2 separate regions of the Homo sapiens genome follow, and region 1 is linked to region 2. A link is a contact called in ENCODE Hi-C data. All regions are on one chromosome and are shown on one strand. The core of a region is the stretch at or near the end of the contact, and the rest is flanking DNA. Distances in the headings are between cores, read along the strand shown.

Region 1 (4,738 bases), core at 781-3,280, 640 kb after region 2:
AATGGGCGACAGTGATTGTTTTTCTCCGTATTATTATTTTTAGCAAACTGCCTCATGCACTCACTGTTTAATATCAAAACAATTTCTCAACCTATGACTCACTGAATTCCTTAATATCCTCAGTTTACCCTCATCTCGTGAAGAAGGCAGGGCTGAGACCCGAAAGCCCACACAGGGAAAACGACATGCCTAAAATTTTCTGCCTGTTGCGGACAGATCAAAGATTAGAACCCAAGCCGAAGAGGCCTCCAAGCCAAAGGAGGATTTGTAAATTCATTCTTCCAGCTGCATGGGAAGAGCAGGAAAGTCTAGATTTGGGGCTTTGAGTTTCAGACCAGACCTCCTGCCTGAGTGTAACATCTTTCAATAATTATCAGTATTAACAGTCATAATAATAATAGAAGCTACTATTCATGAACACTTCTATGGTAGTTTTCTCATCTGTAAAATGGGATAATACTGGTACTCTTACCTCACAGGATTGCTGGTGAGGGTTAAATGAATTCATATTTATAAAGCCCATAGAGCAGGGCCTGGCATATAGCAAACATTATGTAATTGATAACTCAAAATTGAAAATACAAGGAGAAAGAGAATTACCTCATGTATTCTTCATGGTACATCTGTGAGTTGGCTACTGTTATGTCCGTTTATAAGGAGGAAAACTAACAACCTGGAGGTGCCTGGGAATAATGTTACTGCCTATAAAGATGCTTTGATTGACCAAACATTAATCGGATTTCTGAATCTTCTCCTAAGCCCATCAGTGAGGTTCCTTATAAAAATTCAGTTTTGGGCCAGGCGAGGTGGCTCACGTCTGTAATCCCAGCACTTTGGGAGGTGGAGGCAGGTGGATCATGAGGTCAGGAGTTCAAGACCAGCCTGGCCAAGATGGTGAAATCCAACTCTACTAAAAAATACAAAAATTAGCCGGGCACGATGGCGGGTGCCTATAATCCCAGCTACTCGGGAGTCTGAGGCAGAAGAATCGCTTGAACCTGGAAGGCGGAGGTTGCAGTGAGCGGAGATGGCGCAACTGCGCTCTAGCCTGGGGGACAGAGTGAGACTCTGTCTCAAAAAAAAAAAAGAAAAGAAAGAAAGAAAAATTCAGTTTTGGCATGAACTCTGCTAAGTCTGTTTAGTAGCAACCACCCATCTTCGATTTCTGATCACCCTCGATATCTGATTAGTTTCCTCATCCTCCGCGGTCCCCCAGGTGATGTCTGAGCACCCTGGCCTGTCTTCAGCAAGAATCCTCTTAGGTTAGCTGAGCCCGAATCCCTCTGACTCCTGGACTTCCCTCCTAGTAAATTTCCATTCGCTGACCCCCCACCTGCTTCTTGGCTACAAATTCACACTTACCCATGACCTACTGGGAATCAAGTCTAATCTTTCTCCCTCACTGCAAAATCCCATTGCAGGGGTCCCTACATCTATGGAGAAAGTTTCCCTGCCCAGTAAAGTCTTGCTTGTCATACTTTAACAAGCGTCATATGAATATATATATACACATTAAAAAAATTTTTTTTTTCCTTTACCAATCTCCCCAGAGGGCATTGAGGCTCTAGGAGCTTGGCCATCTTGTAAGTGGGGATTGCAACCCAGGGCCATCCTTCAAATCCACTGGGCTCCTGTCTCTCTCTTCCCTTTCTGCAGGTCCCCAGGGGAAAGGCAGGATACGACACGCTCTAGGGAAGGTATTTCCAGAGGGTGACCTGAGCCCTCAGCCAGGCTCGGGGTTATTAATAGCCAGGCCTTAGTGCCCCGCTCGGGGAGGGCGGCTCCAGCTCCTGGAGCAAGAGGAGGGCGGAGCTGAGCGGAGTGGCCAGGGGAGGAGAGAGTGTCCGGAGAGGCCGGCTGAACTTGGACGCGGCCCCTCCCAGCTCCCCCCACAGCCCAGCTGTTCCCTCCGCGGATTCTCCGGGGCTGGTTCATCACCTCCGAATATTCCTGTGACAGGAGACGCTTGCAAAACCCGCCTCCAGCCTCCAGCAGCAAATAAATAGAAGGCTTGCAGCCCAGAAGGAGCCAGAAGAAGTTTCTAGGCGCGCGTGCCCTGGGTTTATTAAGCTCCTGGCTCCGCTCTAGACCTCAGCGGTTCTGGCTGCCAGCCTGGGCAGCCTGGGAAGCCTGGGAGGACGGTGGCTTGCCGGTCTGTCGTGAGGCAGTGCGGACGGGGACCCTCTGGGATTCTGCTGGATCTGCCCCGGGGGTTACCTTTGGGGGCTGGGACCCCAGTCGAGGGGACACAACCGTCCCTGGCAGTGGTTGGTTCTGCTTCTCCCTGCAGAAAAGCAGCATTTTCGGAAGCTGAAGAATAAGCTAGCCCAGCCACACCACCTTGTTGTGTGACCTTGGGCAGGTGGTTCTGTCTCTCTGAGCCTCTGTTTCTCTCTGAGCTGAGCAGCCACCATGGCTGACGGTCAGATGCCCTTCTCCTGCCACTACCCAAGCCGCCTGCGCCGAGACCCCTTCCGGGACTCTCCCCTCTCCTCTCGCCTGCTGGATGATGGCTTTGGCATGGACCCCTTCCCAGACGACTTGACAGCCTCTTGGCCCGACTGGGCTCTGCCTCGTCTCTCCTCCGCCTGGCCAGGCACCCTAAGGTCGGGCATGGTGCCCCGGGGCCCCACTGCCACCGCCAGGTTTGGGGTGCCTGCCGAGGGCAGGACCCCCCCACCCTTCCCTGGGGAGCCCTGGAAAGTGTGTGTGAATGTGCACAGCTTCAAGCCAGAGGAGTTGATGGTGAAGACCAAAGATGGATACGTGGAGGTGTCTGGTAAGTCAGGGGCAGGAGGGAGAGAGAATGGGGAGGCCGGGATGTAGCCCTCAGCCCTGGGAATAGCCAGAGAAAGTTTCCTGGGAGCTGACGTTGGGACAGTGTGACACAGGTGACCTCAGGGCTCAGGAATGCAGCCTGCAAAGTTATCTTTACGGAAAACTTCTCTCCCGGCTCCCAGCAGAGATCTTAACCTGCCTGACTCAGCTATTGGGGCCTCTGGGTGCTCATCAATCATGGTACAGACAGGAAAATAGAAACCATGTTGGATATTTTGACAGAGGGCATTTAATATAAAGAATAGGTTAAGCAGATATCAAAGAATTAAAAAACAAAGAAGAAACGGGATTTTGTGCACTCCAGCATCATAACAGAGTCTAGAAGTGCACGTTAAGGCTGAACAATGATAGTGTTAATAACCGCAACTGGTTTCCGGTGAAACACCTCTCCTTGTCCCAGACAGGGAAACTGAGGCTTACCAGTAATTGTAGTAACACTAACTGGTAACTCTGAGTGCTAACTATTCGCTCAGCACTTTGCTAACTGCTGTTGCCTATAATATCTCAGCTAATACCACAACCAGAGGAGGTGGGTACTGTTTATCTTCTTTTTTCAGATGAGGAAACTGAGGCACGGAGAGATTAAAGTAACTTGTTCAAGGCCACCAAGGAGTCAGACCCAGGTTGTCTGGGAATTAGGAGGCCAGAAAGAAGAAGTGATGATTTACTGAGCACCTACTAGGTGCCAAGGGTGGGCTGACATTCTTATACTTCTCCAAAATCATCCTCAGTCCACTCCAGGGTAGCAGGGTAGGCCCATCTTGCAGCTGAGGAGGCTGAGGCCTAGGTGGGACTCGTTCACAGTCATGCCATGAGTCAGCAATAGGAGTGGAGTAGGGACTGGGCCTATGCACAGCTTTAGGCCCAGGGCTCTCACTGCCGCATCCCACCCTGGGAGAAATAAACATACTAGGGGGAAAAATGAGAGAAGACAGGAAGCTCAGCCCCTGTGAAGCTGGGCAGTAGAAAAATCTTTCTTTTCCTTCCCTCCTGATTAACACTCCATTAAAAAGAATGTGTTCCCGGCAGAGGCTTGCCTTCCAGAAAATCAGTCAAAGCCATTGCAAACACAGGCTGGGCAGGAACAAGCCCCAGCAGCATTCAGGGGGAGTTTCAAGCCAGTCCTGGTAGAATTATAAACATCAGAGGCTCCAGCGGGTGTGGTGGGCTGGGAGACACGCTGGGGCCACGTGCTGATGACAGGGTCAGCCAGATTTCTGAGTTGGCTGGGGAGCAGGGCATGAGTTCCGAAACTGGCTCCAACTTTAACCAGCAGGATGTGCAAATTACTTCACTTTGTGCTTCTGTTTTGTTTCCTCATCTGGAAATTAGGGTTCAAATGGTTATACCATAAGGATTGTTGTTTTAAGTGAGGTGATGCTGTAAAATGTGTACATACCTGTGAACCCAGAAAATCTGAGACAGATCTCAGTTCATTTAGGAAGTTTATTTTGCCGAGGTTGAGGACACTCCCATGACACAGCCTCAGGAAGTCCTCCTGTCACATGCCCAAGGTGGTCTGGGCACAGCTTAATTTTATACATTTTAGAGAGACATGAGACATCAATCAATATATGTAAGAAGTACATTGGTTCGATCTAGAAATGCAGGACAACTTGAAGCAGGGAGGGGTTTTCCAGGTCACAGGTAGGTGAGAGACAAATGGTCGCATTCTTTTGAGTTTCTGATTAGCCTTTCCAAAGGAGACAAACAGATAATGCATCTATGTCAGTGAGCAGAGGGCTGCCTTTGAATAGAATGGGGGGTAGGTTGGCCCTAAACAGTTCCCAGCTTGACTTTTCCCTTTAGCTTAGTGATTTGGGGGCCCCAAGATTTATTTTCCTTTCACATTCTATGACCTGGAACACAAGGAATTAGTATTATTATTGTCGTCGTTATT
Region 2 (4,617 bases), core at 433-2,932:
ACAAAACAAAAACCAACAAAAACCCCAAACCCATGTTGCAGATGAAGAACTGAGGCACCCAGAGTATTGGTCTCACAGTTAGTAAAGGGTGGTTGCAAGAGACTTCCATAACCAGGATTTCATTTCCTATTAGGGCAATCTGCAAGATGAGGAGGAGTTTTTTTTTTTTTTGGTCCCCATTTTACAGGGAGAGTGAGGTTCAGGGAGTTTGATGACTTCCCATGGTCAGTCGCCACTGTACTAGATGGGAAATCTGATCTTCTGACTCCCAGCTCATGGCATGACTTCTGTTAGGCTGCTTGGGAGGATAAAAGATTGTCCCCTTGCAGAGGCTTGAGGGTCATGGGCTTTGACGTGCTTTGCATCCATCGGCAGAGCTTGGGCCTCCCGGCTTTCCCTCCTTCAAGAGCTGAGAGCCTTACTGCGACCCTTTCCTCCTGGGGGATGTGGGGGTTGTGTGTTAGAAAAGGCCAGGATGACTATTAGCAGTCAGGTGCTGTTCATTTAGAACATCTGCCCTTGGGTCCCCAAGGCAGCTCCATCGAAGACATATACTAAGGCATTGTCAGATTCCATAAACAGCTTCTTGCCCTCGGGGGAGCGATCTGGACAGGGCTGATCAGGCTGGTGAAATGTCATCGGAGGTGCAGAGTCACAGGGGACATGTGGGTAGGCGTGCACAAAGGATTCTTTTAGCATAATCTGGTGTTTTGGGGATAGGTGTGGGGAGAGAAATAGGTGGCCTGGTTTCTCAACTCAAGGCAGCTGGATTTCAATTTTTTTTTTTTTTTTAACTCCAGTAAAGTGACCAGCTGGGTGCTCCAGAGAGAAGGGAGGAGCCCTCTTTGCCCTGGAGCAGTTCTATGGCGTGCTGAAAGATTTGCATATTTGAAACATCAGTGCAGGGACTCTTATTGCACAGGAGCTGACTTTAGGAGGTACAAGGACAAACTTTAAAAATGTGAATCATTCTTTAGTTATATGAATACAACGAGGAAAACAACATTATAACTATGCACTGAAATAGAAGTTCCATGAGGGTAGGGATTTCTTTTATCTATTTTGTTCACTACTATAAAGCTTACGCTAGGACAGCACTTGGCACATAGTAGGTGCCCAACAAATAAATGAATGAATGTCACAGCACATGTGTGGTTTTACCAGATGATGGAATTTGAGCTGAGATTTGTAAGGATGAACAGGATTAATTTAGGAAGAAATAAGTGAGATTAGAGGGGAGTGGAGAGGAGAAGATCCAGGTGGGGAATGCAGCCTACACAAAGGCTAAGAGGTAGGATAAACAAGGCCCATGCAGTATCAGCTAACATCTACTGTGAGCTGATCCTAGTGCCTTACTACCACACTGCTAAGCACTTTCATGTATTAACTAATTAAAGCCTCATATTAACCCTTGTTACATCTTCCCTTTACAGATGGGGAAACTGAAGCCCAGAGTGGTGAAGTACCTTGCTCAAGGACAGGCTGTACCCCTGACTTGGCTCTTTCTCAGTCCTACAAGGCTGTAGGGTCTAAGGCTCATATTGGGGGGCTGGGGCAGGTGGAGTGTGTGTCCCAGCCTGCCCAAAACCCACTGCTGCCTCAGCTTGGGTGGCAAAGGCCTGGTGTCCCTTCTGCTCTCCGGCCCACAGGAGCCCGCAGGAGCCTGATTTAACCCAGAAGCTGTTTTCACAGGTTTCCATTTTTAGCTCTCTGGACTGGAACGCAATGTTCAATGCACTGTAAACCTCCATGTCAGTTTGATTATACGAGAGGCGTGTGTGGGCTCCTGCTCTCTCGTTTCCATGTCTAATAATAACCCTCTGGATTCTCTTGCCTCTTTTCTTCCAAGGCCCTCAAAGCATTTCATATGCAACGTCCCATTTAAGCTTCCAGTTCCCCAGGGAGGCAGCTGGTGGCTATTATGTAGAAGGGTTTCCGGGACTATTCAGTTCTCTTCAAATGGAAAAGGTTAGAGTCACCTCTGTCTTAAACATGAGAAAAGCGGAGTCACGAGAGAGTGGAGAGATGTATTAAAGAGAGCTGGTGTTTCATGAATGCCTACTATGTGCATCTTATCTTACCCACCCTGGGACATGCAGCTGTGAATTGTCTTTTTTTTTTTTTTTGTAATATTTATTTATTTATTTATTTTTATGGCTGAGAAAGAATGCCCAGAGGGACTGACTTATTCAAGGTCACATAGCTCATAACTGATGAACTGTGGATTTGACCCTGGATTCACTGCCAAGGTCTTTGGTTTTTCTTTTGTATCATTAAATGAGATGTTCTAGAAATAGGTGCAGAGTGAGACCTTCATTCTCTTGGTTCCTAGGCCAAGCCAGCCCTTGTTCCTTTCCTTAGATCTTGACATGAGAAATTTACATGAGAAAATTACAAGGCCAGGTGTGGTGGTTCACGCCTGTAATCCCAACACTTTGGGAGGCCAAGGTGGGTGGATCACCTGAGGTCAGGAGTTCTAGACCAGCCTGGCCAACATGGTGAAACCCCATCTCTACAAAAATACAAAAATTAGTCAGGCACGATGGCAGGTGCCTGTAATCCCAGCTACTTGGGAGACTGTGGCAGGAGAATCTCTTGAACTCAGAAGGTGGAGGTTGCAGTGAGCCGAGATTGTGCCATTGCACTCCAGCCTTGGTGACAGAGTGAGAATCCGTCAAAAAAAAAAAAAAAAAAGATCTTTACAGGAGAAAATTACAGACTGAAAGGATTATTTCTCATCTGTCAATCATTAGTCATCTCTCACCTTTTAAAAACTATTGAAAGTAAGAAACTACTTGCTTGCTTTCCTTTCATCCCTATTATTCATTCATTCATTCATTCATTCATTCATTTGGCAAGTATTTACTGCTTCCTCTTTTGTGCTAGGTACTGTGGGCATGCCTGGGATGAAGACAATGTCCCACTCAGAGTTTATTTTGTCCAGGGCGCTGCTAAAGCCCCTGAAACAAGTGCCTTCACCTCTTTGATCCCCAGTGTCCTTATCTGTAGAATGGGGATAATAATGGTTCCTATTTCATAGGATCATTGTGAGCTAAGGATGTGTGGGCAGCAAAAATATTTCAGAGTGAAGGAATAGATCAACCTCCAGAGCAGAGGTGAAAGCAGTGAGAGCAGAGATGGGGAGATGTTTTTGGGCAGGATATGCCTAGTTCAATGTTTTGGGATAGGCTTAGGAAGGTGATGCTCTCCACTGTTAAGCTGACCAACTGGTGGACAATATCCATGTCTCACAGACTGACTGTCTTGGGGAGGTTGGAGAGTTGAGTTGATTCAAATCAAAAAGCATTGGTTGAGCACTTACTTGGTGTAGAGAGGCTGTGGAGACAGACATACCTGCATTTCAGTCCTAGCTCTATGACAACTGTGTGACGGAACAGCTGTTGCACCTCTCTGGACCTCAGTTTTTGCTTCTGTAAATGGGAAATAAAAACATCTTCAGGTTCTTGTGAGGATTAGAAATGATATATAGAAAGCACTTAGCACAGTGCCTGGCACGTGCTGGTGCCCAGTCAATGGATGTTATTGCTATGCTGTATGCGGTACTGACTGAGATTCTGAAGTATTAAAAAGCCTTGAAATGGAAGGGTTAGGTCTTCAGGTATAGCTGGATGCAGGTGCTCATATGATGTCATAACGTCATCTCTATATACCTCTCAGCTCTGCTTTCATTCATATTGGCTTCATTCCCAGGATGATGTTCTTCTCCTGGTGGCAAGATGGTCCTCAGCAGCTCAAGACTCAGATACTACCCACTAACCCAATGGAACAAGATATTTTTCCCTCTAGTTATAGAGACATTCAAAGACTTGAGTCCCCTTGGACCAACTTGGGTCTTGTGCCCATCCTTGAACCAATCACTGAGGTCAAGGGTGGACAAAACAAATCGACCAGATCTGGGTGTGTCCATCCCTCAAGCTGAAGGATGGGATTATCAGCTTTAAACAAACCATAGGGACTAGGAGTGGGAGGGGGCAGTTTCTCCAAAGGAAAGACAAAATCTTCTTCTAGGTTCTGTTACTAGAAGAAAGGGAATGGTGCTGGACAGGTGTGTTAGGCTGGGTCCTTCCAGAGGCAGACTAGAGATGAGGATTTTTGTCCAAGTAATTTATTTATTAAGAAATACAGGCCAGGCATAGTGGCTCATGCCTGTAATTCCAGCACTTTGGGAGGCTGAGGTGGAAGGATTGCTTCACTTGAGTTCAGGAGTTTGAGGTTGCAGTGAGCCATGATCATGCCACTGCAATCCAACCTGGGTGACAGAGTGAGACCTTGTCTCACCAAAAAAAAAAAAAAAAAAAAAAAAAAAGCAAGCAAACAGGAAGAAATATGCATATGGAAGAAACTACTGGGAGTGGGGAGGCAGGATAAGGATAAGGGGGAGGAAGCCAAGTAAGGGTATGATTTCAGGTGAAGTCCCAGCCTTAGCTTTGCAGTGAGTGTGAATCACACATCAGAGTGTGTCCCACCTCCAGGCAAGGAAACTGGGTGTTTGTATCCAAGAACTGGTCATTGGCAATGGCCTTCCCTGGTTATATATACACATTCCCAGGGACTTCTGGGTCTCTGAATAGGGGATGCAGCTCACTGCTCAAGGAC

The links. A loop is a pair of places that touch in the nucleus more often than their neighbours do. Pooled maps may share reads with other maps.
Region 1: a loop to region 2 is called in a map of gastrocnemius medialis, with 4 times the contacts of the local background. The contact joins the promoter of HSPB8 here to the enhancer-like site in region 2. A Hi-C loop is called at or near these places in 2 of 168 maps with a recorded cell type or tissue (gastrocnemius medialis and heart left ventricle) and 6 of 50 pooled maps.

The regions. Positions count from the first base shown.
Region 1 is chr12:119,176,901-119,181,638 of GRCh38, forward strand. It overlaps HSPB8 (heat shock protein family B (small) member 8), which reads left to right and starts at 2,031. Exons shown (of 3, transcript NM_014365.3): 1 at 2,031-2,779. The coding sequence starts at 2,413. It overlaps HSPB8-AS1 (HSPB8 antisense RNA 1), which reads right to left. Exons shown (of 3, transcript XR_007063482.1): 3 at 4,267-4,738. RefSeq lists enhancers at 1-454, 1,634-2,383.
Region 2 is chr12:118,535,904-118,540,520 of GRCh38, forward strand. No RefSeq gene overlaps it. Among named protein-coding and RNA genes, the nearest start is that of LINC02460, 110 kb to the right of the region's middle. Within about 2 kb of position 1,683, at least 9 of the 41 ENCODE cell types and tissues checked have a DNase peak (open chromatin) inside an H3K27ac peak, as active enhancers do; they include gastrocnemius medialis, where a contact is called at or near this core.